Regions from separate parts of the Homo sapiens genome. Here region 2 is linked to region 1. Evidence: read pairs that join two places in POLR2A ChIA-PET (ENCODE). Cell type or tissue: PC-3. All regions are shown on one strand. Each heading gives the region's core, and the rest is flanking DNA. Links, peaks and the distances in the headings are about the cores only.

Region 1 (2,918 bases), core at 239-2,738:
TGGCCAGGCTGGTCTTGAACTCCTGATCTCAGGTGATCCACCTGCCTTGGCCTCCCAGAGTGCTGGGATTACAGGTGTGAGCCACCGTGCCCAGCCTCTCTCTCTCTTTCTTTCTTTCCCTCACCCCTAACTCTTATTAATCCCTTTCATCAAAAGCTTCACTAAAGAACAGAAAGGATGTGCGTTCCGTTTTTTTCCCTCCTCTGGCCCTGTAGGTGCAGAGAAATTACAAAATACTAGGCTATACATAGGGGAAAAGTAAGAAAAATTCATTAGCATATAAATTGATAACCAGCTTTCTTTGGTCTATCCATCAACATGAATTTTATCCAAGTAGATTTATTTTTTTGGAAGACTAAATTTAGTGTGAATAATCAATAATATATTAATAACAATTAAATTTGATTTATCTCTTCATACTTGGGGCTTGCCATTCTTATTCTTTGTGTAGCTATGCTTACGAAGTGTTATGCCAGGACGTGAAAGGTGAGCACAGAGGGGTGCCTAGTTGACTGTCTGGTTTTTGATAAAAAAAGAAATGATGAGGCCAAGCATGGGGGCTGACGCCTGTTATCCCAACAATTTGGGAGGCCAAGGTGGGTGGATCACTTGAGGTCAGGAGTTCAAGACCAGCCTGACTAACCAGGTGAAACCCTGTCTCTACTAAAAAATACAAAAATTAGCTGGGCATGGTTGTGCACACCTGTAGACCCAGCTACTCAGGAGGCAGGAAAATCACTTGAACCTGGGAGGTGGAGTTTGCAGTGAGCCGAGATCGCGCCACTGCACTCCAGCCTGGGCGACCGAGTGAGACTCCATCTTTAAAAAAAGAAAAGAAAAGAAATGATGATGTAGAGCTGAAATTACCAACATCATCAGATGGAGGAGTCCTTGAGGAAATCTGAGTTCCCAAGATGCCAATTCCTTTGGGGTCTTTTTTGTTGCTTTCGGTTCCATCTGCCAATCCCCATGAAGGCTCCACTGAGTCTAAAAGAGCTAACAGATGACCCTTGACCATCCTAAGGTTGCTCATTGTGTCTGTCCCTCTTGGGGGAGCACAGAGAATAATTTTTTGTGGCTACTGAAATCTTAGGACTCTTCCAGTTTAAGTAAGTCTTAAAGAAATACTGGCCTTGACTTTAGGATCCAAAATAAACCTGAATCCTTGTGAGTGTCTAGACAACAACTATAGAAAACAGCAACAATCAGAGATCACCTGACAGTTAAGAACTGGCTAAAAATGTTTGCACATTACCAAGATCAAGCAACATATAAATTACCCAGAGACATAGAATGAATGTTGCATAAATGCCTTTGTTATTAAACAGGATGTGTGCTCTGTTGAATCATAGTTACATGGGGGAAGTCCTCCTGCCTGAACTTCTAAATTTATGGGAATCACAGTCAAGGTTGCTCAATCCATGTGCCCTCTACCCAACCCTCACCCCATTTCCTCTAAAGATCCTCTACTGGGGGTAAGATTTTACAACTTCCATTTAAATCTGTGATGGGGTTTCACCATATTGACCAGTCTGGTCTCGAACTCCTGACCTCAAGTCATCACCCACTTTGGCCTCCTAAAGTACTGGGATTACAGGCATGAGCCACCACACCCAGCCCAAATTTAAAAATTTTTGCTGATATAGTAGGACTCACTGTTTCGATTTCTATCTATTTTAATCAGACAAAGTTTGATTTGAATAGAGTTGAACTATTTTCATGTTTATTCATCATAGAATCTTGTTTTTCTGCAAACTGCCTGCTGATATCTTTGCTCGTATGTATTGTGTTGTATTTTTTTGTTGATACGGAAGCACTCTGGCATATTAAGGAAATTGGCTCTTTAATGACACACTCCTAATTGTAGTTTGTCTTTGATTTTGTTTTAATAAATGTTTTAAAATTCCATTTAATGCTCAGTTCTTGGAAAAAGGAAGAGTGATTGGGACCAATGTTTAGTTCAATTTGAAATTCAGATAAATAATCAGTTTCTTCCTTAGCTACTGTATTTAGTTTCTAAACTCTTCACACTAAGCTCTTTTTTTTTTTTTTTTTTTTTTTTTTTTGAAACAGGGTTTTGCTCTGTTGTCCAAGCTAGAATGCAGTGGTCCAAATATGGCTCACTACAGTTGGAGCTTCCGGGCTCAAGCAGTTCTCCCACCTCACACCCCCAAGTAGTTGGGACTACAGGCGCATGCCACCATGCCTAGCTAATGTTTGTATTTTTTTTTTTTTTTTTACACAGATGGCCTTTTGCCATGTTGCCCAGGCTGGTCTCAAACTCCTGGACTCAAGCAATCCGCCCACCTCAGCCTCCCAAAATGCTAGGATTACATGAGTGAGCCACCCTACCCGGCCTATTTTCTCTTTATAACAGTATATTCTCATATTAATGTGTTGTCCCAATTTTTAAAATTGTCTATTTGAGTAATTATCCAGAATCATGACTGACACTACCATTTTCATTAATACTTTAGATCAAAGTAATTCTCACTTAATTCTTATAGTAATTTCACCTGACACTTGGGGACTGGTAATTTTAGCATTGGTGTTTCTAAAAACATACTGTGATAAGCTGCTCCATCACCATGTATTTGGTTTCTTTGTCTATAAAACTAAAGCCAGAGAAATGAGGTGCTTGACAAAGCATTGAGGTGTCAAGGGGCACATACAGATTTCAAATTGGAATCCTGGAACAAACATGGTAGGAGAACAGAAGAGGGTCCCATCTGCATATTCTTACTGCTTAGATAAAGCAGCTGTCGACTTGGCTTTCCTTTATCCTGACTTTCCAGAGTTGTTCACCAAACAGGTAACAAGATTGAGCTTTAAGTCTTTATTTCATATTGATTCTTCATAAATTAAATTATCTTATGACTTATGGCTCCATGTTGTAAGTAAAAAGTCATTTGACCAAC
Region 2 (2,918 bases), core at 300-2,799, 57 kb after region 1:
TCTAATCCCTGAAGATTCCAATTCGGTCAAACTGGGCTGGAGTCCTAGAATTGATATTTTGCACAGCTCCTCAATGATTCTGAAACAGAGCCAGGCCTGTGACCCTCCACAGTAGGATGCTGTTTACTTGCTTTTGCCCACTCTGAACACTAGTCTTGACTGCATTATTCAGAAAGGGCAGACTAATTGAAGCTTATTTATCTTTCAGTATGTCATTAAGTATTCTTTAACTTGGGATCTCTGAAAGACAAAAAGAGGAATTGGTTGTAAATGACACTGTAGAATAACAACTAAGTATAGTTATAATACTTGTGGACTGACGGTAAATATTTACTATAGCGTAGCAGCAGTACTTAGTGGAATTCTGATAATAATTTCTAATTCTCCTTTAGTAAGAAATTCATGAACACTTGTCTTTCATGTGCACTGTGAGTTCTGGTCAGGTCCAAATTCCAGGCACCATAATCATGTCCTGACTATTTCTGTCTCCTATCAGTCCGCACTGGCTGTTGCCATCAGGGTTTTTTTTTTGTTTGTTTTTGTCTTTTTTTGTTTGTTTGTTTGTTTGTTTGTTTGTTTGTTTTTTGCGACGGTGTCTCGCTCTGTCGCCCAGGCTGGAGTGTAGTGGCGTGATCTCGGCTTACTGCAACCTCCGCCTCCCAGGTTCAGGCGATTCTCCGGCCTCAGCCTCCTGAGTAGCTAGGACTACAGGCACGTGCCACCATGCCTGGCTAATTTTTTGTATTTTTTTAGTGGAGACGGGGTTTCACCTGTTAGCCAGGATGGTCTTGATCTCCTGACTTCATGATCCGCCCTCCTCAGCCTCCCAAAGTGCTGGGATTACAGGCGTGAGCCACCGCGCCCGGCCACCATCAGGGTTCTTATTTGCAGTCTTTGCTTATCCTCCCCTACCTTCGATCATCCTCCCCTACCTTGTAGGCGCTCAGGGGTGTTCCTATTTAGCCAATTTAACAACACCTCTTGGTATAGTTAGAGCAAGGATAACTGCTCCTCCTTGACAGGAGGGAAGACTGCAGGGACTCTTCACCTGAATTAGAGGCACTTTTTTTTTTTTTTTTTTTTTTTTTTTTTGAGATGGAGTCTCACTTTGTCACCCAAGCTGGAGTGCAGTGGCGGGATCTCAGCTCACTGCAACTTCCGCTTCCAGGGTTCAAGCGATTCTCCTGCTAGAGGCACTTTTTAGGGATGGGTAAATGTTTCTCCCACTACCATCATTGCATTTTTCTTTATTCCTGCTCTTTGATGATGCTGTATTAATGCAATTGTATACTGGTCCCCCCTTATCCTTGGGGGATACATTCCAAGACCCCCAGTGGATGCCTGAAACACAGATATTACCAAACTAATAATATACTATGAACGAATTTTTTTTTCCTTCTTCACAATTTCACAGATAGAAAATTTCTTTCTTACTGTAGTTCTTAGCAACCTCAGCATAGGATTTTTTTTCTTTCCTTATTAAGTAGAGAACTTTCCCCTTTTCATTTACAGGAAGGCCTTTAGTGCTCCTCGTTGGCATATCCAAATTGCCAGCATTACTACTCTTGCACTTTGGGGCTGATATTAAGTAAAATAAGGGTTCCTTGACGGTCAATCTGATAACCCAGATGGCTATTAAGTGACATGGGCATGGAGCACAGACAGTGTCGTTTTCCTGGACAAAGGGATGATTGGTGTCCCGGGCAGGATGGAGAGGGATGACATGAGATTTCATGGAGCTACTCAGAAGGGTGCACAATTTAAAACTTATGAGTTATTCATTTCTGAAATTTTCAGTTTAATATTTTCAGACTTCAGTTGACCGCGGGTAACTGAAACCATGGAAAGCAAAACCAAGTGCTTCCCCATATATTCTCATTTTACAGATAAGAAAATTAAGGCCCAGCAAGGAGACAGAATTGCTGGCCGGGAGTAGAATTGGGATTGGGAGATCAGATGCCTGATCTCTGCATGCTTTGTCCTTATAGTGTGGTGAATGCTATCATAAAAGGGACATCACATGAATGAAAAGAGAAGCCATGGGTTTGGGGACCTACTCTTGATTCCAGGCCGTAAGCCAGTGCATGTCTATGTGCAAAACTTGGTGTTGGAGTGGGCAGCCTGAACCCAGGTGTTGGGCCGTCCTGTAGCACATGGAAAGGTCTCTCTCACATGTTGCCTTCCCTGCCATTTCCTCTCCCTTTTTGCACTGGTTATTAAACCTACGTCCACACATGTGGAAAAGGTGACTTGTGTCTTGCTGTGAACCACAGTCTTTCCAGTTCTGGAGCTCCTCTCCCTGGTTGTAAAATGTCACTGATGAGACACTCATTGTTTAGGGTTGTAAGAAGCAAGTTAACGTAAGGCTAAAAGTGCAGGCTCCAGAGTCACACATTGCATTGCTTAAAAGCTGTGTCACTTTGTGCAGGTCATTTAACACTTCCACACAACTCCATATAATCATAGTACCAACTCTACTGGTGGCTGTGATGATTCAATACTGTCATACAAATAAGGCACTTAGAATAGTGCCTGAGTTTGGGGGTTTGTTTTGTTTTGTTTTGTTTTGTTTTGTTTTGTTTTGTTTGAGACAAGGTCTCACTTCCATTGCCCAGGCTGGAGTGCAGTGGTATGATCCCAGCTCACTGCAGCTTTGAATTCCCAGGCTCAGGTGATCCTTGCACCTCAGCCTCTTGAGTAGCTGGAACTACAGGAGTACGCACCGCCATGGCTGGCTAAGTTTTGTATCTTTTGCAGAGACAAGGTTTCGCCATGTTGCCCAGGCTGGTCTCGAACTCCTGGCCTCAAGCCATCCTCCTACCTCAACCTCCCAAAGTGCTAGGATTACAGGCATGAGCCACCTCACCCAGCCTCTGAGTTATTAATTGTTATAATTATCATTATAATTATAAATTAAA

Evidence for each region. ChIA-PET counts read pairs that join two places held together with the same protein. Peaks named below come from ENCODE experiments on the same cell type or tissue, not always from the same donor. Only the 100,000 strongest peaks of a DNase experiment are listed, where the experiment ranks them.
Region 2: POLR2A ChIA-PET joins it to region 1 with 14 read pairs; 7 of 35 experiments call an interaction of 5 or more read pairs at or near these places.

The regions. Positions count from the first base shown.
Region 1 is chr4:40,485,218-40,488,135 of GRCh38, reverse strand. All of the region lies in intron 2 of RBM47 (RNA binding motif protein 47), which reads left to right. Among named protein-coding and RNA genes, the nearest start is that of MIR4802, 15 kb to the left of the region's middle. In PC-3, for the core only: no CTCF peak of the experiment used is centred there; a DNase peak (open chromatin) is centred at 1,345; H3K27ac peaks cover 1,580 bases.
Region 2 is chr4:40,427,863-40,430,780 of GRCh38, reverse strand. The region is part of intron 6 of RBM47 (RNA binding motif protein 47); the gene reads left to right. Among named protein-coding and RNA genes, the nearest start is that of RBM47-AS1, 3.2 kb to the right of the region's middle. In PC-3, for the core only: no CTCF peak of the experiment used is centred there; no DNase peak of the experiment used is centred there.